Linked DNA regions of Mus musculus: regions 2 and 3 are each linked to region 1. Evidence: chromatin loops called from intact Hi-C (ENCODE). Cell type or tissue: left cerebral cortex. All regions are shown on one strand. Region 1 overlaps St6galnac5 (ST6 (alpha-N-acetyl-neuraminyl-2,3-beta-galactosyl-1,3)-N-acetylgalactosaminide alpha-2,6-sialyltransferase 5). Region 2 overlaps St6galnac5 (ST6 (alpha-N-acetyl-neuraminyl-2,3-beta-galactosyl-1,3)-N-acetylgalactosaminide alpha-2,6-sialyltransferase 5). Region 3 overlaps St6galnac5 (ST6 (alpha-N-acetyl-neuraminyl-2,3-beta-galactosyl-1,3)-N-acetylgalactosaminide alpha-2,6-sialyltransferase 5).

Region 1 (8,000 bases):
CATGTAGTCCAGGATCCCAGCCTAGGGAATGGTGCCACCCACAGTGAGGAGGTCTTCCTACCTTGGCTAACCCAATCAAGATAATCCCCTAGCTCCCTGGGACTAAACCATTAACCAAAGAAAGCACATGGTGGGATTCATGCCTCTATCTACATATGTAGCAGAGGATGGCCTAGTCAGTCATCAATGGGAGGAGAGGCCCTTGGTCCTGTAAAGGTTCTATGCCCCAGTATAGGGGAATGCCAGGGCCAGGAAGTGGGAGTGGGTGGGTTGGTGAACAGGGGGGAGGGGAAGGGGATAGGGGGTTTTCGGACGGGAAACCAGGAAAGGGGATAACATTTGAAATGTAAATAAAGAAAATATCTAATAAAAAGAAAAAAGAAAACATTGGAAGGGTGAGAAAGTAAAAAAAAAAAAAAAAAAGATAATCCCCTAAAGGTGTGCCAAGAGGCCCCCCAATGTCTCTTCAGTGTGATAACTGAAGTTAATCATCACAAGCTGTAACTATTTTTAATCCATGTTTCTTCTAGTTTTAACAGAATTATTAAATGTATAATTCCTTCAATCTTTGCCTAAATTTTTGGTTGACTGAATTTTGTTCCTTATTTATTTCAACAAAAAACAACTGTCTTAGGCACTGTTCTATTGCTTTGAAGAGATACCAAGACCATGGCAACTCTTATAAAATAAAGAATTTAATGGGAGCTTGCTTACAGTTTCAGAGGCTTAGTCCACTGTCATCATTGTGGGAACATAGCAGCACACAGGCAGACATGGTGCTGGAAAAGGAGCTAAGAGTTCTATATCCTGACATCCTGATTTATAGGCAGAGAGAGAGAGAGACGGAGAGACAGAGAGAGACAGAGACAGAGACACAGAGACACAGAGATACAGAGACAGGCAGGCAGGCAGACAGACAGACTGACTCTGGGCTTGGCATGAGATTTTGAAACCTCAAGGCTCACTCTAGTGACACATTCCCTCCAACAAGGTCATGTCTCTTAATCCTTTTGAAAAATGCAACTCCCTGGTAACTAAGTATTCAAATATTTGGGCCTGTGGGGGTCCTTATTGAAATCACTACAGAAATTACTAAAATGTGTCCTGTTGTTTGTAGTCTTAAAGAAAAGTTTTAATATAAATAAATTTCTTATCACCAACCTCCTTCTCTTGTGATCTGTCTATTGTTGTTAACCATATTTATATTATTTTTATTTGTGGGTCCGTGTAGGGTTATATGAACATGAGTGTAGGTACCCATAGAAGCCAGAGGAGATGTCAGACCCCTGGAACTGGAATTCCAGACAATCGTGAGCTGCCTGTCCTAGGTGCTGGGAATCAAACTCATGCCTTTGCAAGAATGGCAAGTGCTTCTAGATGCAAAACTGCCTCTCTAGCCTCACATCAAACACTTAGTGTTAGCTGCAAAATCATGAGGCCTGTTGGGGTTTTGATAGTGTCATTATTGATGCTTTTCTTTCTTCCCTTTTTCCTCAAACAATTAACTTGCTTATGGAGAGCCCCCTGAGACTTTGGCTTATGTAAGGAATTAGAGACGGTCTTGCGTAGTCATGCTGGACCTTTCTGATTCATTTCATTTCGTCAACGTTCATTCCTGTCCTCTGAGAGTCTTGTGGGTTCCAAGCTGTTGGCTCCTGGTTATGATTCTTCCTCTCCTAGTCTGCTCATGGCTTCTGTTCTCTCCCTGGTACAGCTTCTCTGTACCAGGTCAGCTGGTCCCACCCCTACTCCTGTCCCTGCCCCTGCCTCAAACTCCCTTCTTCCATTGCTGTGGAACTTCAGCCAGGAGTGAATACCCTTGGTTTATTCCACTGTCAAAAACTCATGCCAAAAGCTTTCTTCCCAAGCTGCATCTCTCTAGTGGTGATATCTTAGGAAGGCTACAGTTGGTTAATTAAATCTGGCCTGCTTTCTTCTCTTCCTCTTCCTTTTCCTCCTCCTCCTCCCCTCCTCCTCCTCCTCCTCCTCCTCCTCCTCCCCCTCCTCCTCCTCCTCCTCCTCCTCCTCCTCCTGTGCCCTTGGTGCAATAGAGTGGCCTGTTTAGAGTTGTAGACACAGCGATCCTTCTCAGGAAATAGCTTTTGCCTTCAGAAAGGGACAGTTTGTGGCATAGGAACTCTGATCTCCTACCACTCAGATCCTGCGCTCTCTCTGCCTCCTCTCAGTTAGCTCAATTGCTTCAGGAAAAAAAAAATCTCTTTTTTATTAATCATGTTATTTGTTTACATTTTAAATAGTACCACCCTTTTCTAGCTACCCCTCCAAAAAACCCCAATCCCATCCCCCTTGTCCCCCTCCCCTTTGCCTCTATGAGGGTGTCTCCACCCAGCCACCCACTCCCACCCCACCCCTCTAGTATCTCCCTACACTGGGACATCAAGCTCCCACAGAGCCAAGGGCCTCCTCTCCCATTGATGCCAGATAAGGCCATCCTCTACTTCATATGAAGCTGGAGCCCTGGGTCCCTCCATGTGCACTCTTTGGTTGGCGGTTTAATCCCTGGGAGCTGAGTGGCCCAGTTAGTTGATATTGCAGCTCTTCTTATGGGATTGCAATCCCCTTCTGCCCCTTAAAAACAACTGACACTTTGGCCTTCCTTCTTCTTGAGCTGTAAATTGTATCTTGGGCATTCTGAGCTTTTTGGCTAATATCCACTTATCAGTGAGTGCATACCACGTGTGTTCTTTTGTGACTGGGTTACGTCACTCAGGATGATATTTTCTAGGTCCATCCATTTGCCTGCAAATTTCATAAAGCCGTTGTTTTGAATAGCTGAGCCCTCTCTGGCACTTTTATAATTTGCGTTCAGACTTATTTCCCATCTGCTTGCCTGGCTTCTGGGTGGAGAAGACTGCAGAAGGCTTTATTTCCTGGCCATGTGCACATACCAGGAGCTTCTTGTCCTCTCTATCTTGAGCACTGTTTCTCTTGACACTGAAGCTGCCCTCTATGGTGTCCAAATCTGAGACAATGTGAGAATCCCGTCCCTACAGCCTAGGCATTGCTCCCGGTGTGACAGCTAGATCTGTAGAACCCCTACACCACAGAATGGATGGTTCTGGGCATGAATTCATATAGCAGTTACCTGGAAATCTAGGCACACAAGGTTCTGTCCCTTCGTCTGTCAGAAACCCGTGCAGCTCCTCAGCTTCCTGCTCTCTCTGTGGTTCTCTGCTTAGTGGTTGAGGAGAGATGCTCAGGGGAAGGACACGGTGCCAGCTCTGAGGTTCCATGCGGATGGCAGACTCCAAAGCAAAGCAACCTGTGCCTGGGCAGACACGCCCCTCTTCTGATATCAGGCTCCTCAGCCCCTCTCCTCGTCAGTGCCAGCCAGTAGAAAATGGGTCACTGGCAACAAATTATTGTCTGAACTAATCTCTTCCTGGCAGCAAACCGGCCTGACAGCACACTCAATTTAGATGATTAGAGAGTTTAATAAAGGGGCTGCTGGGCACATGAGCATCTTTTCAGGGCTCAGAGAAAGAAGTCAAGGCACATTTCAGTGCTCAAGTTTATAAATAGCAAGGAGCCTTTACCCTTTTTAGGACTGAAAGGGGCAAAGAGTAGGGATGGATGGCCAGGGCCACACAGGTTATTATCTAGACCTCAGCTTGGTAAACTATGGGTCACAGACCCAAAATCACATGACTGAATGTGGAGGTCATGAAGATAAATTGCCAACAGCACAAGGTTTCTGAAGATGCAAAGACCAGAAATAAATTCAAAGTTCAAGTGCATACATAATGAAGGCCCTCCTGTACTGTGTCCCACTACATCACTGCACCCTTGACGTCCTGAATACATAACATGCATTTGCTCTGTTTACCTTGCCTTACCCAATAACACCAACAAACACTGTTCAAACTCCAAACTCCTGTATGTCACGAACTGTGATAGCTCACTGAACATGCAAAAATTTCTGCTTCTACAGACACATGATGGCATAATCAGGGGGGAAAAAAAAGACAAATATTTACTAACTCACACCTCTCAGCATGTACTAGATCAATATGTCTTTGGACTGTATTGAGTTAAAATATTTTTATTTTAAAATTGATGTTTGAGTTGCTGATGAATTTCATAAGAAATTATTCAGTGAATTTTGGCTTCAGATTAGAAAAATTTTTCCAGAAATTTATGAAATGGCTCTAAACATACTTCCTCTCCTGTATGCTATAGATCTATGCAAAGCAACATTCTCGGCACTGATGAACATAAAATCAAAATATTGATCAGCTTTGAAAAACATTGAATATGGTCTATGTTCAAGATAAAACATTCAGCCAAGATTTCTTTATGTAAAAATAAATAAGTGGATCCATCTGATCAATATCCAAATTTGCTTTCATCTTTAGTAAGTGGAAAATTATATCAATGCTAAAGAACTGGTTTAAAATAAACTTCTTTAGGATTTATCATCAGTAGATGATTAATTTGTATACATATATCCATATACCATCTAGGGCCATATAAACTTTTCTTACCTAAGGCCTGTTTGGGTATTGATAGAGTCATTCTTGCTGTTTTTCTTCCTTTCCTTTTTCCTTAAACAATTGACTTGCTTATGGAAAGTCCCCAGGGACCTTGGGTTTTATAAGGAGCCCATGAAAGTCTTGTGAGTCATTTTGGGCCTTTCTGATTTCTGTTTCATTTTACCCACATCAGTGAGAAGATTTAAAGCAGCCTTGGTCTAGAGACAGCACTTTAAGAAAAGAACTGTGCCCCCTACAGGGATAAAGTAAAAGAAACTCCCCCTTCCCACCCCCACAATCAGCTCTTGCTTCCCAGATCTAGCCAGGGTGTGACCTTGGTCCCAGCCATTTCAAACCCATATGGCATGCAGAGACACTAGATCTACCCATGAAGGTCTTGCCTCTAGGACATGTGGAAGAGACTGCAGAGAGGACCTGTAGAAGCTGTCCAAGATGACCCCTAACAATACAACTGTGTGGAAGGTCCTCTAAATCCACCCATGTGTGTGTGTGTGTGTGTGTGTGTGTGTGTGTGTGTGTATGTTTCAAGTATGTACACTCCACAGCATGCTTGTTGAAGTCAGAGGACAACCTCAGATGCCAGTCCTCAACTTCTACCTTGTTTAGGACAGTTCCAGATGCCAGACTTCCTGAGGTTCCGAGTGGACCCTGTCTCCACCTCCCATCTTGCTGAGGGGAGGGATGCTGTCTGTCATTATAAGTGCTCACCCTTCATGTCTGGCTTTATGGGGATCTGGGGATTTGAACTCAGGTTGTCACACCTGTGCTCAGGTTCCTAGGCATATACAGCAAGTTCTGCCTCACTAGGCCACCTCTCCAGTCCTGTGAGATGCTTTTCATTCATAGAAATCAGGCTACTGACTTGTGTGGAGCAAATATAAGGTTATCTTAAAGACTCCTGTCTGTAGCTATGTGTACATGATAGGGTGAAATCGGGGGTTGAGAATAGCTACAGGACAATGCTCACATGGCAAATACCCGTATTTGCAAGCTAGGACCTTGGGTTATTTAAACTCACACCCACTGAGCATTATCTGAAAGACATTATCTGAATAGCCTTCTGCTATTCTCACACCACTATAGGACCCTCTCCATATTTATTTTCAACGTGCCATTTCTTAGTTCAATCTTGGTATTCTTGCTCTTTCCACTGGGAAGAGTTTCCTTTTTCATTCCATTAGCATTAATTGTTTGCATCTTCTCTAGTAACAATCCAATCCAGCTCTTGGACTCCTAGATTGTACATCTGGATGTCTGCAGGACATCTTCAGATGGAACTTTACAGACGGCTTAAATGTACACATTTTGTTAGCTCATTCTTCTCATAGAGCCCCCAGGCCCCCAATACCATGCAAGTTCCCTAACCCTTGACCCCAGTCTTATCCTGTGGGCTTAAGTATTGCTTTCTAACAACAAAATGTTTAGTAGGGATATTTTGTTTAGGAAGCAACAATAAGCTATTCGCAGTTCCCCCCCCCTAGTGTCCCATGCAGTGAAAGGGACCAGCAATGCCTGGCAGTGTGTCAGGGTCACTTTCCCCAGGGCTATCCAGTGGTAGATCACCACCCTTCACACCCTACATGGGTGGCCTCAAGTACACAGTGAAGACAAGTCACCTCTGCCTTCCTTCCCTGATACTCTGTCCCAATATCTGGAGTTCCAGTGACTGTTTTTCAAGTAAATCACCATGCCTTTTAGCTTTGCCTCCGAGCTCTCTCTACCTCTGGCCCTTCTCTCTCACATCCTATTAGCATCGTCTTCCAAGAACACTGAAGAGCCTTCCAAGGTCCTCCCCACCTTCGTGCGTTTACCCTCTCCTGCAGCCCATTAGCCTTTCCCAGCATACAATTCTGGCCCTGTCACCCTCTTTTCTGAGCAACCAAATAAATAAAACGCCCACCATCTTTCTCTTGTTTGCTGCACCCAGGTCTGAAACCTCCCTTGTGTTTGCCTCACGGTGTTCTTGTGTTTAATTTGAGTGCTTTGAGGCAAGTGTGCCTTCTCTAGGTACCCACTAGCCTCTTGTCAGTTGCAACCTCCCGGATGTCCTTGGCAATCCACATGCTTTAAGGTCTTAGCTTGGCAATGCATATGCATTACCATCTCTCTCTCCTTACTCACCCACAGGTAGTGGGCACCTCAGCCCTTTCCAGGACCTGTCAAAGCGCCACGCCCTGCCCTCTTTCCTCTGGCTTGTCCCACTCACTTTTTAAGAAGCATCTCAAATGTCACTCCCTCAGGATGCCCTGCAAACTCTAGCTGCTCCTTGTTACCTCTGTGACACTTTATCTGCTTCTGTGTCACTTGTCTGGCCGGCTTCAAATTCAAAGGCATGAGCCATGCTGAAGTTTTTCTTCACTACCCCACCTTCTGTACAGAAGAATTGGAAATGTCAAAGCTTTTTCAATGGTTGCTAATGAACACCGTATGCGCCTACATTTACACTGCTTCCTCAGGACCCCACTTTACATTACCACATCTCCCTTGTCTCCAAATCACAATTCTCTGCAGCTTTCTCTAATTAATCTGTGAGAAATATAGACTATCATTACACTAATCTTTGGCCACATGAGGGTTGAATCCTATTTATATTTTTCTTGTTTTACTAGCAATAATGGTGGTAAGGACTTACCTAGCAAATCTCTGAGATTTCCACTTGAGGAATTTGTTAAAGGTTAGAGAAACGTGTAAAGCCTAATTCTCCGGGCCTTGCTCCTCGTGGCTAAGCAGCTCTCCACTGTGTTGCTCGTTAGCTTTCGGTTCTGGGAGACACCCTTTGAACGCCCGCTTTGTGCAGATGCCTCCAATTGTCTCCTCTTTCTTTCATTAGGCATGAGCAGGAGAGCTGTATCCCTTCTGTTTTCCATTGTGACTTTCCCCCCACTAAAAGCTTGCTGACTTAGAACCTATTTGAGGAAGGCTTGGTCAAAAGAGAGAATGAGAGAAAGGAACTATTTTTAAACTTTCTCTTTCACTTACACCTAATACAGGGAGAATCTCTTTATGATTAAAGTACCTCGGCTTGGAACACACAGTGTGAAGTACATATGCAGCACGGTGTGGTTATAAATATACTTCTCTTATCAGAGAAGAGAGCAGGCGAATCAGCCTCATCCTGCAAGGTCATATATCACAGAGACAGCGGGGTTCACCCAGGACTGAATTATGTTACGAAGCCAAGGGTTTAACATTGTCATCTATTTTGATTGACACCAGAAACCTCTTCCAGGACAGTAAACATAAAGATGCTAGGGAAAAAAAAAAACCTCACTTACAAAATGGTCTGATAGACCCTGCTAATGAGTTTTAAAATGTGGTATAACAACTTAATCAAACCCGACAGCTCCATAAAAGAATTAATTTGGTCACTGACTCTCTTTCCAAAAATGACTTTGCCGCTCTATTCATGAAGGTGAGAATTTTTCTGTGGCCCCAGCATTCACAAGTCCACTCAGAATGACATGGCCCAGGGTGGGTCATGGCTTT
Region 2 (8,000 bases), 58 kb before region 1:
CACGAGGATGGCATTCACTGCACTCGTCTCCACCGTCCAGCTTTTACATTCTTCAACTCTCTTCTCCAATCTTCTACAAGCTTTATGGGGCCATGGCCATAGGGGGCGTAGTCAGTGTCAGTGGAGGCATAGTCAACGGAGCATGGCCGGTGGGGGTGTGGACAGTGGGGCAGGCCCTGTAGGTCGGTGGACAGTGTATTGTAGTTAGTGTGGGTATGGTCAGTGGGGGATGGACGATGGGGCGTGGTCAGTGGGCGTGGCCAGTGAGGAGGTATTGAAGTTCCCTCTGTGGCTGAGCTCTTGCTGCCATTATTTTTCTCAGCACTTGGAACACTACTGTGTCTCTGTGTGATCACTGCCCAATACAAAAAGAAGCTTCTCTGACCAAGGTTTGGAACAGCCCAGATCTACAGATGTTCACATAAATATCTGGAAGGCAGTTTGACGATAGATGTCAATCAGTTCTGATTACTTCTCAAAGGCCTCACTTCTTACCGTCATAATTTGATGGCGTTTCTATCTCAAAGTGGAGACTGAATTTCAACAGGAGCTTGTTAGAAACCACCGCTGAGTGGGTAGTTTATAAACAACAGAAATGTACCTTTTCTCAGGTATAAATCGCAAGAAGTCCAAGGTCAAGGCCCCTACCTGCACATGTGATGTGTGGCAAGGAGCCTCTTCCTGGGAGACGATTTTCCTGGCACTGTTTTATTTCATGGCAGAAAGGTGAGGCTCTTTCTTGAAGGCATCAGTCCTGTCGCATGCTCCACAGGCCCCGCCTCCTAACTCCTGAGATTGGTGATAAGGTCTGACCACACCCTAAAGGGTGGGTCTAGGCCATAGCCCGCATTTTCCTCTCTAGCACCGGACACTAGGCTCTTGCCTTTCCTCTTCACTTGATCCTCTACAACATCTCCTTAGGTCTTCCTTTCTCTAGGCCATTGTGCTTGGAGCTGTCGTGTGTGTGTGTGTGTGTGTGTGTGTGTGTGTGTGTGTGTGTAACACCTTGCCTTCCTTTCACAATACAGCACATGCTCCGCTGGGTTATTTGGAGGAGTATGCACTTGCACAAAGGCAGGCACTTCCTGGTTACTCATTCTCACGCTCTCGCAGCCTTGCATAGTGACTGACCCAGGGACGATGCTTAATGACCATCTGCTGTAATAAATACATTTTACCACTAATCATCTAATCAGTGTACGTTTGGTTTCACGCGTGCATCACTGCCCTGAAAACCTGAAAGCATATGTATGTGATTATGTGTTAGTCTGAACAATCAAGGAATCTGATTCACCCTGCCTTTGGAGTATCACTTCCCAGTGTTTTTTAAAACTCTGTTTCCAGGGTATAAAATACATAGAGCATCTTTGGGACCACCCTAAGAGGGCTCTGGTGCTGCCCTGGTCTCATGGTAAAAACCTTCAGGCATCTCAGAACTTTCTGTTCAGATCGTGGCTGTCTGTGTCTCTGTTACTTATAAGACATCTCTGCTGCCGCCATGCTGCATCCATCTTTGCACCTCTGGAGCTGCATGACCTTGTACCTCCACAGCCTCATAACCTGTGCACTGCTTGAAGTCACAAAACTGTTGACTGGTTCACATTTTGACTCAAGTACTTTGTAACCTCTGGCATATCTCTCCATAAGGAGTCAGTTTCCATATCTGTAAAGTGGGTGTTATGTTGATGGGAAGCCCCAGCACACGGGCTTACCATGTAACACTGCATATATAGTAAATAAGAAACTCAGCTCAGTGCTTAGAAAAGGCAGGGACTATGAAAAAGGACAGTGTGGAGATGAATCTAAGTTGCTTTGTGAAGAATTCTAGCCTGTCAGGGTGTTAATTTTTCATTGTCATGGTCTGCCAAGATGTAGCCACGGATTCAATAAAATAACTGCACAAGAAACCAAAGAGACAAGCTCCCCAATTTTTATATTAATGACATTTGTCTGAAATATAAAGCAAAGTGAGAAATTGGGATGTAAATAAAACACGCGACAATTTATAGATGACTCCAATGTGTGAGCCACGTCATTTGTCTTACGGCTGTGATTTTCCTAAGAAGAAAATTATTAGACAAAGATTCTCAGGCTATATATCCTTGAACATGATATGCACTTGGAGACGGTGCTGATAGGGAAAAAGACAAGAAAATCACAGTGGAGCCAGCTCATCCTACTTAAAATTCCATAGAGTTGTCTGTGCTTTATGACTGTAGTAATTATCCTTCCTCTTGTCTTTGAAGTAACAATAAGAAATAAGCGAGGAGAAGGGTTCTCTTGTCATAATATGTTTTGGAAAGTCACGGTGTTAACCATTCACACGGTAATGAAAATACTTTATCCTTAGATGGGTCTGTCCTGCCGTAGCACGCCTATCAGTGTGCTCAGTCAACGACTTCTCACTGGGATGCTTGCTGGTTTACAGTTGGGTTCATCTTCAAACACTTTCCTTTTGTGTATTGGTTTGTCTGCTGGTTTTCTTATAATTTAGTGTTATTTTAGGGGCACTTTGTAATTTTTTTCAATTGTTGCCTATTCCTCTGTAATTATCATAATTGCATCTTATTATATAATTTGTGCAAATGTATGCAATCATGGAATTAGAACATGCAGGCAGCGATACGCACTGTCACAATTGCTGTGGTTAAAGGTACATGATTTTTTTTGATCTTTGAGAAAAAATACAAGCCACATAAATATAGTAATCCCAGAGGGTAGCATGCTAGCTGTCGGCATTGATTGCCCAAAGAAATCAACCTAACACTTCCCCGGAGACAAAGATAAGGGGATTTTACTTTTTTCTAGTCTAAATCATCAGTTTGGTAATTGGTGAAACACTTATATGATTTTTTTATCAACTTAAACGTAAAAGCTTTCACTATGCAAGTATGAGGACCTGAGGTCTACCTCCAGAACCTGTGTAAAGATGTCTGAGGCAGTAACAGGCTCTTGTGAGCCAGACTGGGGCTGCAGAGACAGGAGGAGCCCTGTGGCTTGGGATAGCCGTTTTAGCATGATTGGCAAGTTCCAAGCCAATGAAAGTTCCTATGTCAAAAAATAACATGGATGTCACAAGAGGGGCGACAGTTGAAGTTATCTCTTAACTACAGGCGCACACATATGCACCAAGAAAACAAACTCATTAAATCCCAATGACTACATTATCCCAGTTACACTTTTACTAGAGGATGTATCAGTGTGAGTTTGAAGGCATGTTCACTAATACCCTGGGCTCTATGTATACTTCCATAAAGTTAGTAGTATATATGCTGGTGGGTAAACATTTAGACAGCGATGATTTATGAAATTTTCTTTTCGAAAGCCCGGTGTTTATAAACTTCTGCTTCTTAGGTCATGCATTAGGAAAACATTACCTGCCAATGAGTACACTCGCAGAAGAGAGCATCATTCAGGTCCAGCCCTGCTTTAGTTACTTCTACATTGCTGTGACTTGAGAGAGGTGGAGGGTCCGGTTCCCCAGTGACTGACCTACTTCTTCCAGCCAGGCTCCTTCTCCTAGAAGCTCCCCAAAATAGCTCCCACCACCTGGGTGCATTTAACCCTGGGAGCCCGTGGAAAGCGTTTCATATTCAAACTGCCACATTCACCCAGGAGACGTGTAGCGGATCAAAACTGGGCTCTAAGCAAGCTAAGCCCACCACAATCATCATAATAGGAAGCAGACAGGCGTGGCGCTGGAGCAATACCTTAGAAATTTACATCCTGATCCACAGACAGCAGAAAGAGAGAGACCTTGAGCCTGGCCCAGGCTTTTAAAGCTTTGAGCCCATCCCTAAAGGCATACTTCCTAATCCTTCCTAAACAGTTCACTAGTTGGTACCTAAGCGTTCAAATACATGAGCCTATGGGAACCATTTTCATTCAAACTACAACATCCACCCATACCAGAAGCACCTGAAGATCTCTGCCCCACCGTGCTCGCTGTGATAGATCATTTCCATCACCAACTTGATTGGATGAGGAAACTCCTGGGGCAACACTTCTGAGTGTACCGGCCAGGGAGTTTCCAGAGAAGTTTAACTGAGGGAAGAAAGACCCACCCTGTATTTTGGTAGCGCCATCCAATGGCCCAGGGGTCCCAGACTGAATGAAAAAGGAAATAGAGAAAGCCAGCCGAGCCCTGGAATCCCCTTTTCTCTGCTTCCTGTTAGCACCTTGGACCAAGCCACCCTGTCACCAGGCTTGTCCTCCACAGTGGACTGATTTCCTCTGACCCACCAACCTGCTTGCTTTGTATCGGGTGCTTGACTCTCATCGGGGCAATGAGAAAAGTCCCCGAATCTCCGACAGGGAAACTGAGGCTGGAGTAGATCCTGAGGTTTCAACACGTTCATAGCAATCATCATGGTTCATTTGAGGATTTGAAAAGTGAAGAGAAAATACGTTTTCAGCCAAAGTCAAGGGAGGTCCACAGAGTCATCTGCACAAGAAGCAAAGTCAACCGGCTGATGCTCTACTGTGCAGAAGATCTCCCCCCTGCCATCTCTGCATGCAGAGTACTGGGGCAGGGGTGTCTTTTAGCTGTGAGCCAAAGAGGGAATTCCATCCTGGCTGAAAGCTTGCCTGCCTGTGAAGCAGTCTGCAGGTGGGAGGTGAGAGCATCCGCACAGCAAGAAAGACCGGGCTGTGCCAGCCACACAGCTGTGCACAGCTGCTCAGCTTTGTCTCCAACTGCTCATGTTAAACAGCTGCACATTACCAAAGAGGCTCTACCCTCCTCTCTTCTTCATCCTAGTTCTTTTTAATCAGAAAAGGAAAGCCAAGACTGCACCAGCAACCCTGCTGTCTGCTGTATGCAGGTGCCATTCCTTGGTCTTGGGGAGTGGAGTCAGAAACTCCCACAATCAATAGTGTTTCTCTTCCAGCTCCTGTGCAGGTCTAAGCCTGATGTCTCATTGCACAATGGTACCTTACTGTCATCTATGCATGTCTTGGCTGTATTCTCAGCTATACTGGGATTCAGGTGACCACAGCTCATAAGTCAGGCCTGCCTGGAAAGTCTACTTTTCAGTGATTCAAAGTCCCCCTGGCAAAAATCATGATTGTTGTATCTACTGGAAAGTGCACAATAGGTCCACAGTGAATTGTTGTGTGTCATTGTGGAGAGGGGTCCTCAGGGGCAAGCTAGAGATTCAGGCAGGTCAGGGGTCAGTCCAAAAGTTGGCAGGTCAAAGGACAAAGAAAGGCCAAGGTTTGAATTTGGGGCCAAAGACAGGAAGAGGCTTTCTATTCAAGGCATCCGCACCCCTAATCCACACTCTTCAGGGTTTTAGTCCCAGCCAGGTCTTCAGTTGTTTGGAGGACACACACACACACACACACACACACACACACACACACACTGGCAAAGCCAATCTGCCTTTCCCAGTCTATTGCATCGTGTGTGAATCCCATCCAAACAACCTCAAAATGCATTTTACCAAGCAGCAGGGCACCTCATGCCTAGTCAGATGCCATAGAACTTAACCATCATGCTAAACAGCATGTAAAACACTCTTTTTAACAAGCCAACCCATTGGCTAGCTAACCCTCTTCAGAGAATGGAGCCATGCGAAAGACCCAAGCTGTTCGAGTACCTGAACTCTCCTCCCTGGCTTCTATGACTGTTAAGAAATGAAGAAATCACAAACAAAATCATTTTCACTGTCAAGTGTTTTTATGTCATTTTTACCAATGTTTCGCTTCTGAAAAGAGAAGTCAGAAGAACAGAAGAACAATTCCCCAAGCAGACCTCAGATGCTCTGCACCCTTCTTTCTGCTTATAATGTACTGAAGTTTGACATGTGGAGCCAAACGCACTTCTTAACTGAACAGAAAAGAAAGAATTCTCATAAATAAGCTGTGTCTATTACACACACACACACACACACACACACACACACACACACACACACACAAGAATGCAGCCTCTAAAATGGGAGGCTTTCTAGTTTTATATCCTTTCATACCCTCTGTGTAGCTGGGGGCGATCTTGCTGAAGAACTAACACATTCATGGCTCTCTCCACATAAATGGCTCCCCCACCTCACAAGGACATCTGGGTCAGGTCTAAGTGAAGCTTCCTAGCAGGACCAGACCGCCCTCACCACTCAGCCATTCCCACCAGCCTTCTTACTCACTAGAGACAGCGAGCTCACAGCTTTTCAAATTTGCAGAGAATGTCTGTGCCATTGTCCCTAACAGCTCTGCTCACTGTGGGTTTTCCCTAAATCCCCACAGATTGTCGACACCATCCCTAATGGTTTTCCATCTGTTGGTCCAGCGGTGTCTCAGGAGTCTTGTCTGAGTCTTCTCTAACACACATTTCTCACTCAACAATACAAGGCGGCCAAAGGAAATATGCAGTGTTTGTGGCGCATGGGGCGTGTCCTTAGCTGTTGGATTGTCTAGGGGGCGTGTCCTTGGCTGCTGGGTTGTCTAGGGGGCGTGCCCTTGGCTGTCCGGTTGTCTAGAGCATATAGTTTTTGGTTTAAGAATGTGTGTTAATTCACTCCGTATCCCTAGTGCCTCACGGGGTATAATGCTGAGTAAATGTGGGCAGAGCTAAGCTAAATTCCCAAAGACCAAGTCAAGCATTCATAGCAGCTTAATAAACGTCTGACCTTTCTTTGTTATACGCTCAGCAAACTCAGATACCTTTGCCCCAAGATAAGCTTCGATTAGGGAGTCAAAGCTGCAGTAAGAACATGAATCAGGGTGCTCCTGGACAGATGTGTGAGCACTGTGCATGCAGAAATAGAAAAGGCCCATGACCTGTTGCACTGAGAACTGATAAAAGAATCAGAAAAACAAAACCACGCCATGAATACAACCTTAAATGAGGTGGAAATCTGTGTGGAAGCTTGGAGGTGAAAATGGGGGGCGGGAGGTAGCGAGCGGTAATGTCCCGTATCGTATCGTGTGATGCTATGCTGTATTCGTATTTATCATGGTGTTTATTTGACATGTAAATTAGTTTAGAAAACACAACAGTGAGCTAGAACTAGAGAGGAGAGGGAGGAGGTGTGTGTTTATCTGCATGCCGTTCCTGTCCAGGAAAGGAAAGGAGCTCTCTTAGAACCAACTCTTCCTTAGAGGGAAGGGTTCTCACTGTGTAGCCCAGATGTCCTAGAACTGGCTGGCCTCAACCTCACAGGGTCCTTGCCTGCTTCTGCCTCCCGAGTGCTGGGATTAAAGGCGTGGTCCACCACACCTAACAATACGTCCAGCCCTTGAGTAGATTTTATACACCTGGGCTTGAGAAGCGCCAACAAGATTTTGAATGTTACCTCCCACAAAGAAATAACAAAATTTAGTAATTTACATAATTAAAAATTTAAATCCTATCAATTCAGTGACTCTCTATAAATCGACCTTACCATTCTCTGACATCTTAAGGGAAGAAAGCCATCTCCCTGATACTCCTGGGTGAATTTCAGATGAATGTAACTCAAAGTGAGAAGGAACTTCAGCCTAAAAGTATTAATGGCTTTTTAAAAAAAGTGACAGCTCAGATATAATGTATCAATCATCTAGCAATCTGCTTAGCTCTTTTTAATAAAAACCGTACAGATCATAATTCATGCAGTCTGGCATACCCAGCCAGGGGTTTTAAGTTGCTCTTTACTGTCAGTGTTTTCAGCTCTAACATTGTTGTTTCTTAGGCACAACATCCTGGGGACCCACACACTATCTTCCTGTGCTGTCAGGGGACCCACACTACCTTCCTGTGCTGTCAGGGACCCACACTACCTTCCTGTGCTGGTGACAGCTGGGCCAGGGAGCAGCAGCCGGCCCAAAACCACCTGCCAATTCTAACAGATATGGCCCATCAGGCGTTTGTTTGATGAGTGACTGCCCAAGCAATTGGATACTGTTTAGTGTGGAGACACCAATCACAAGGTGATGCCAAAGATCACGGCTTCGTAGGGAACAGGCAGGCTATAGGCCAGGTGACAAAAGGTAGAAAGAAAAATGCAGAGGTTACTGTGGGTGGT
Region 3 (8,000 bases), 70 kb before region 1:
CAACACCTTCAGGTAGATGTGCTGTAGAAAGAGCCATATTTGGGACTGTTTCCCACCTTAGTCACAGAAATGGTCTGTTTACTCAGAGAGTAAATTTATTCACTATTTCTTGTACTCAGTGAGGATAAATCTGGTATGGGAGGCTCATCTTTGTATGCATTGGTGAATAGGAACAGAATAAAAGTGTTCCTCACACTTCTGATGATTATGGGATGATAGACAGACAGACAGACAATGGGAGTATACATGTCTGTGTGGGTGCGTGTGTGAATGTGCATATGTGTGACTGTATTTTGCGCATATATGTGAGTGTGTGTGTGTGGAGGCCAGAGGCCAACCTTGAGTGTTATTCCTCAGGTGATATCCACCCAGTTATCTTTAAGATTATTCTGTATTGCTTTTTATGTATAGGTCTGGGTATGTACAAGTCAGAGCAGGTATGCATGGAGATGTGCATCATCAGATCTCCTGAGCTGGAGTTAGATAGTCAAGAGCTACCTGATGTGGGCACCAGGACCCAAACCCAGTCCTCTGGAAAAGGAGCAAGTCAGGGGTAACCCTGACTTATCTCTCCAGCCTGTGTCCCCTTTGAGACATGAGCTCCCATTGGCCTGCAGCTCATGGAATCGGTGAGGCTGTCTGGCTTGGTGAGGCTGTCTGGCTTGGTGAGGCTGTCTGGCTTGGTGAAGCTGTCTGGCTTGGTGAAGCTGTCCGGCTTGGTGAGGCTGTTGTCTGGCTACCAAGCCTCTTCAGCACTGGCAATCCCAGCATGCACCACTGAGCCCAAGGCTTGTCCATCAGATATGAGGACTGAACTCAAGTCCTCATGACTGCAGAGAGGACATGATGGCCAGTCCACCTTCCTGCACTAAAATGACTAGGAAATATTCCACCCGAATTGATGTGATTCCTCTGTGAAGCCTGCAAGCATGAGGCAGAGCACAGAAGCCATGTCTGAGGAACACACGCTGCCTGTGCTTCTTAAGAAGGAACGCCACTTGCAACTCATACAGAATAAATGCAGGAGAGAGCTCTTTAGGCAGCAAAGGAAGCAACATAAAGTAAACATGGTGGGCATGCACGCACAATCAAATCACTCTCGTTATTTTTTTTTAACCTCAATCTGTGCAGTTTTGCAAAGAAAGGAGAGGGGATTTAATGTGCAATTTGGTAGTAAATGCCGCTGGCTGCTTCATGGGCAGTTCCCCCGGAATGAATTAGCGCGTGTCCCTTGTTCACCATAACCTGTTTGTTCTCTACAACAAACATCCTGTGCCGGGGCATTCAGATTTATCACCATCGCCCGAAGCGTGCGCGGTTCCTAGATGGAAGGGTTTGCATTCTAAATATCATTTATGCATTCTCTCTTTAATTTATACCTGGGCTTTTGGCAGGCACAGGAAATCTCACAATGGAAAAGAAAATGTAGTCTACCCTAGGGATTGTGTAGCTTTAGAGGCCCAGTGTTCAAAAGACAGCTTTGCCTGGAGGAAGAGTTTAGTAAAAGTGTGTTAACAGGAAGGGAAGGAAAGGAAAGGAAGGAAAGAGGAACAGATGGTCTCAGGTTCCAGTGTCACGTCAGAGGAGGATGGACGTAGTGTACTGAGACACAGAAGAGGCACAAAAGGCTAGAAGAGATGGACAGGAAAGGCTAGGGCTGGAGGATGTCTCAGTGGGTAGAGTGTTCTTACTGTGCGAGCCTGGGTGCATAAGCTCACATTCTCAGCACCCACGTAAGAAAGAAAAATTCCAAGCCTACAGGTCCACCTCTGAAACCAGCTCTGGGTCGGTGAGCACAGGTCCATCTCTGGAAGGAGCTGTCCAGCAAGCCTCCTGCCAGCCTTCCAAAGCAGCAACCTGCAGGTTCAGTGAGAGAACCTGCCTCAAAAACTCATATGAGAAGGGCCATGCTCAGTGTTGACCTCTGGCCTTCATATATGCATGAACCAAATGCAGGTGTATGCACACGCTTGCTTGTGTGTGTGTGTGTGTGTGTGTGTGTGTGTGTGTGTGTGTGTGTGTGTACGCGCGCGCACGCGCACGCGCATGCGCACGGGCACACATCTGTGTACGTACACCACATAGGTTACAACATGATGGAAATGTTTATTTCTCAATCAGCCCAGATTTTAAAAATATTGTCATGAAAGAAAGCATTTCTCAAGTTTGCCATGAAAAGGACCCAATTATTCATTTATTTCTAAAACTTTCATAGTTTCCATGATTCCTCGTCAAAGCATTTGAACACATTCAAATTGAACGAAGTGAAAGTAGGAAAGCGTCCACTCAGATTTCCAAAGTGAACAAACTTACTGGAAAATTATCATTTCGGTTGCTCTTTTCACACTTTAAGAATTAACTTTTTCTCAAAAAAAAAAAAAAAAAAAAAGGTACCTGTTTCTAAACAGTGATTTAAAAAAAAAAAGTTTCTAATTCAATGATTAAAAAAAAGAAAGAAAGAAAGTCACATCGGCATAATTGTCAGCAAATTTTTTGTGGTGCCGTACATAATCTGCTGAGGCTTATTTTAGTATGTGACTCTGAAAGACCCCCGAAGGGAGGCCCTCACTCAAGCCTCGGGATGTGGCGCGGACCCAAGAGAGACACGGAGACCGAAATGGCGTACACACAAAGCTATTTAATAAAGCGGGGGAAAAGCCAGCGCGCTGGGGCCGAGACTCGTACACTTTTGCATAGGGTAGAGGAGTCTCGACCCCGACTCAAATTTTTCACAAGCTTTTAAAGGCAAAAACCACAAACTGGGAGGAGGAATGGGGAGGGAATAGGGGAAGTTTAACAACCACAAGTTTACTCAACCAAAGAGTCATGCCCTATGTTTGGCAATACATCTGGCCTGTTGAAACATTCTGTGGTTGTTCCAGAAAATGTTTTTCTCAAGAACATTCCGGGAACTGTTTTCCAGATGGGAGGGGTTGGGCTCCGAGGTGAAAAGTTGATGTTCTCACAAGAGGCCAGTAATTTTCTATTCTTCAACTCAGATAAGAAATTGTAAAGTGTCCTGTGGTGCTGTCTACACAGAGAGCCAGCCTTCCAGGAAATAAAATGAGATTTATAGTTAATGGTTATTAGCCTCCTCAGAGGCCAGTCTAGTTCTAGATTTCCCCCTCAGTTGTCTCAGTGAGAAAAAGTTGGATTTTAGAATTCAGAGTTTGAGGAGATGGGTAGTTGGAACGGGTCTGCATAGGATATTAATCTCAACCTCTGTTTCTGATGAAAATCTTACTGGTGAAGCACATATCTCCCATCAACGGGGCCACACACTGTCCCAGGCTCCTAAACCGTGAGTCTATATGACACTTTTTGCTCCCTCCACACTCAGCATGATAAAAGCTGTCTGTTGCATGTCATCACACTCTGGTCAGTATCTTGGGACTTTGCCAAATAGGGCTGAAAAGCACCTTCCTGCCATCTGCCTATGCCTTCTCCCAACATCTACCACCAGAGGGCAGCACTGAGACCATCTTTGCCCAGAGTACCATTTGATGTCAAGTGTTGGGTAAAGCTCCCTTTGGGGTGGAAGAATTCGAGTCTGGCTACGAAAATGCGTCTTTCTTAGTCACTACGTATCGTTTTATCACTTTCATTATAAGTCGTTAACTGTGTCCTGGAAAGTGAAGACAAACCAAGGCACGCACAGAAGCCGCTGATAACATAAACGGAGACAGGAGGGCGTGGGACCGCACGGCCTGGGGATGAGCTGGCTCTGTGTGAGGTTTCTGCTCGCAAGAGCTCCGCTTTCTTGGTCTTTTAGTAAACATGGTTCTTAATCCTCCACTTACTTTAGCAACTGAAATCCTATTTAGAGTCTTTTTAGAATGTTGGAACTGTCTATGGATGTGAGTTTTGCTTTCTTGCCTTAGTTTGGGTAAGATTAGTTTGAGTGTGTTCGTGGAGAGGGGGGCTTCCAAATGGAGCCTGTTACTAAATAGCAGCTGTTGCACGTGTTGCTTTGTTTTGTAGAGAGTGGTACAGCCATCTGAGGTTGTAGACCAATGTCTGTCCTGGTCGCTACAAATGTTCTCAGTGTCAGGGGCCACCATCATCTTGTCCCCAGGAAGCTAACACCAAATAACATGCTAAAATAACCAGGATCCCTCTTTATTGTAGTTATATTTCTTAAAAATGGAAGGGAAGGACACATACCCTTCATCCACAGCCTCTGGGAACACATTAAATTCTACTGAGCCAGAACATGAGCCCAGCAAGGTTGCTGGAAAGAAGATCAATGCACAGGATCCAGCTGTATTTCTCTACACTTCCAGCAAGAAACAGAAAATGAAACGGAGGGAGTGATTCCACCTATAACACACTGGAAAAGGAAGGAAGGAAGGAAGGAAGGAAGGAAGGAAGGAAGGAAGGAAGGAGGGAGGGAGGGAGGGAGGGAGGGAGGGAGGGAGGGAGGAAGGAGGGAGGGAGGGAAAGAGAAAGAAGGAGGGAGGAGGGAGAGAGAGAGAGAGAGAGAGAGAGAGAGAGAGACAGAAACAATCATTTTGGAAGGAGTGAAATCAAAGAATGAAGCTTACATAATGAAAGACTACAAATCATTGCAGAAGGAACAGAAGACCTGTCAGAGCAGCCGATTTCACGGCTCAGAAGATTTCATAGAGTTAGGAAGGCAGCACTCCCCAAAGCCACGGACAGATGCAGTCTGGTACTTGCTAGGATGGCCTCTGCTTCTCCATACAAACTGACAGGTTGATACCAAAGCTCACATGGGAGGGTAAGAGATTAGGCCTCCTTAAGACAGCGTTGCAAAGAGTGAGCTTGGAGGCTTTCACATGTCAGAACCTCCCAGTTTCAAAACTAGTGTCAGTTGTCAGGATTTCAGTAACCAAGATATGTTACTCCAACAAGGAAAGACACATGTCATGGAGATGGCATTGAGTCTGCTGTATAAATAGTCATGTGACTTTCCCAAGGGCGTCAAGAGTATCTGCTGAAGAATGAGTTACCCTGTCCGCACTGAGTAGTCAGTGTAACATAACCTATCTGGACGCTCTGTCAACTCAAAACAGAGCAATGTTATCAGTGTAAAACACATGGACATATTAATATATAAACCAGTTTCTTTTAGACAGCTATCTGTGTGAACTTGGCAATGGAATCTTATCTATGAGAACAAACCAAAAGATGAGGAACAAAGGGGCAAAATGAAGGAATTTTTGTCCAAATTAACAACATCTATGCTTCAAACGACACCATCAAAGAAGTGAAGAGAAAACCCAGGAAATAGGAGAACATTTGCGAATGTTGTGAGGCACTCATCTTGTGAGGCACTCGCATCTAGATGATGTAACAAGTGCTCGGGGATGATGCGACTTGAGAACGGGCAAAGGAGGAGACCTACATCTCCACAGGGACCTACAAGTGGGCTGCTAATGCCAGAAAAGAGTAGCATCCTTTATGGTCAGAAAGATGCAAATCTCCACGGCAGTACAGTATGGCTTCACACCACTTCTGATGGTCCTGGCAAGGGTGTGAAGAAACTGTATCCCTTGCTCATAGCCGGGACGGGACAGGGCTGGAACAGAGACCTTAAGTCTGGGAGTTCCTCAGAGTTATACGCAGTTACTAAATGTCCCAGATGTTCGGCTCCAGGCAGTTATCAGTGTGAAGAAAGTGTATCATTAGAAAAACTACTGCTATCGCCATGCATTTAGTACCTTCAAGCAGCCCTTATCAGAGAAGCATCTTCTTGCAGTACACGGGAAGTAACAGAGAGCCACACCTAGACAATGTACAGAGAGTGAGAGACTTTAAAGCACTCAGCCCTGAATGGGATATCTTCAAAGCCCTCTCCTCAAAGCTCAGCGGTTTATGTAGAACAGGAGGCAGGAAGACTGGAAGAGCCAGAGGTGATGGATGGCTCTGAGGAAACACAGCCTTCCAGACACAACAGGACTGATACACATATGAACTCAGACACTGTGGCAGCGCACACATGAACGCACAGACTCAAACCATGCAAAGCCCAGCATGAAGAAAGGGAGGAAGAGAGAGTGCCGTCCTCACTGAGAAGTTATATACAGTTGATATCTGCTGGGAACTGGAACATTGATACTCCACCCCCCCTCACTGGAGTGACACTGGGTATATCAACCTCATTACAAGGCAGGCACATGCCCAGGAGTAGCTGGCCAACCCAAACATATCCTGTGTCTTTGTGAGCTTTTTTTTTCTTTTGTTTTGGTTTCATTCACTATTTTTTATTTTGGTTCCATTTTTTGTTTTCTGTTAGAAGGAAAAGGAGAGACAGAGTATGAAGTTTGGTAGTGAGAAGGTGGTGGGTGATGAGTATCTGGGAAGAGATGGGGAAAATGAAAGAATATTGAATGAAAAAACATACATATACATACACATGGGCTTTCTCAGACCCACCAGAGATATAAATAATGACACAGGCTTTTTAATATTTTAAAGCTTAGGCCTTTTAGCTAGGACAGTCTCCCAGCCAGCTCTCTAGCATAACCTGACTGATCCTGGCACTACGTCACACCACCTCGCTAGCTCTGCCTCTCTGCTCCATGCTGGTCCACCTGTTCACCTCCGTGTCCACTGGTGAATCTGCCGTGTCTCGTCTTGACCCAGGGTCCCTCTTTCTGTCCAGAAGTTCTGTCTTTCATGTCCCGTCCAGCTATTGGCCATCAGATCTTCACTACAGTCAATCATACAGAATTCTAGATTCTTTCTAGGCCGATGAGGGAAAGTAAATATTTACAAACTATGAAAACAGTCGTGAGCCACAGAAATAGAAAACCAAGATCCTCCCAGCACTTAGCTCTGCCAGTACAGAATAAATAATTCAATATACAGAGATATACCTTCACACAATATACCCCAACATATATACATATGTATTTTTAAATATTTTTTATATTTGTATGTTTCTTTATATATTATATATATGTTTCTTTATACATTTATATATCATATGTTTCTTTATATCTGTATATTATATATGGATATACATAATATATAATTTACAGATATATCCATAGATAGATAGGTATACACACTACTGCACTCATTTAGAGCTGCATTACATCAGCCCACTCTTGAATGGATGAAGCCGTACATTTGGATGCTAATTTGGTCACAGAGTGGACTGAAATAATAATTGATGTCATAAACCCATGAAATCATTACTCTGAATTTAAAATGTGGTTATGGGCTGGAGACAGGTGACTCGGCGGTTAAGAGCAAGTACTGCTATTTCAGTGGGCCCAAGTTCACCCCTCCAAGAGCCCCCATCAGATGGCTCACAGCTGCCTGCAATTCCAGCTTCAGGGTGAAGAAAACCCACTGGCCTTTTCAGACACCTGCATCTATGTGCGCATGCCCACGGAGACATACATACAAACAATTTAAAAGTTTTTAAAGTAAAAATTTTAAATATGGTCACAAAGACCCTATATTGTGTAATTCCATTTATCTAGAACTTTCCTGGTGTATCCACTCTGGTACATGCTTGCTCAAGCTTGGCCAGAGTGGGCAGATGGGCCAATGACAGCTAACAGATGAGCGGAGTCTTCTTAAGGTAGTGGCCATGTTCTAGAATTAACTATGGCGACATTTTTATCTGTCTCTGAATTCGCTAAAATCTACTTAGCAGAACAGTTTAATGGGTGAGTTGCACCCACCAGGAGTTAGGCATCAACAAAACAGCTGTGATAACACAAGCCTAATTGGCTTGGGCTCAGGCTGACTCTGGCAGGGAAGGAGTCTCTCCTGAGCACGTGGGCGATGAGCACACTGGAGGTGATGTTCATCACTGGAGCAAGATGGATGGATGCCCGGCGACGGGAAGAGCACAAGTCTATTGCACAGGCCTTTGGGTCATTCCGTGTTTGCAAAGAGAAGGCTGTGTTAGGGACTCTGGAAAGATGGGAGAACACAATCACGCTGACAGCTTCAGCTGCCCCATAGGCACCCCCACTTCCCTTAAAGGGACTGCATGAGGATGTCTATAGCAGGTCCTG

Evidence for each region. A loop is a pair of places that touch in the nucleus more often than their neighbours do. Peaks named below come from ENCODE experiments on the same cell type or tissue, not always from the same donor. Only the 100,000 strongest peaks of a DNase experiment are listed, where the experiment ranks them.
Region 2: it touches region 1 in a loop (2.1-fold over the local background); 3 of 42 quality-filtered maps call a loop at or near these places.
Region 3: it touches region 1 in a loop (2.1-fold over the local background); 4 of 42 quality-filtered maps call a loop at or near these places.

Annotation. Positions count from the first base shown.
Region 1 is chr3:152,883,615-152,891,614 of GRCm38, reverse strand. The region is part of intron 2 of St6galnac5 (ST6 (alpha-N-acetyl-neuraminyl-2,3-beta-galactosyl-1,3)-N-acetylgalactosaminide alpha-2,6-sialyltransferase 5); the gene reads left to right. Among named protein-coding and RNA genes, the nearest start is that of Gm46830, 12 kb to the left of the region's middle. In left cerebral cortex, no CTCF peak of the experiment used is centred here; a DNase peak (open chromatin) is centred at 3,213.
Region 2 is chr3:152,941,607-152,949,606 of GRCm38, reverse strand. The region is part of intron 2 of St6galnac5 (ST6 (alpha-N-acetyl-neuraminyl-2,3-beta-galactosyl-1,3)-N-acetylgalactosaminide alpha-2,6-sialyltransferase 5); the gene reads left to right. The region is part of intron 2 of Gm46830 (a long non-coding RNA gene); the gene reads right to left. Among named protein-coding and RNA genes, the nearest start is that of St6galnac5, 37 kb to the left of the region's middle. In left cerebral cortex, no CTCF peak of the experiment used is centred here; a DNase peak (open chromatin) is centred at 4,629.
Region 3 is chr3:152,953,988-152,961,987 of GRCm38, reverse strand. The region is part of intron 2 of St6galnac5 (ST6 (alpha-N-acetyl-neuraminyl-2,3-beta-galactosyl-1,3)-N-acetylgalactosaminide alpha-2,6-sialyltransferase 5); the gene reads left to right. All of the region lies in intron 2 of Gm46830 (a long non-coding RNA gene), which reads right to left. Among named protein-coding and RNA genes, the nearest start is that of St6galnac5, 24 kb to the left of the region's middle. In left cerebral cortex, a CTCF peak has its summit at 3,440 (motif pointing right); a DNase peak (open chromatin) is centred at 3,469.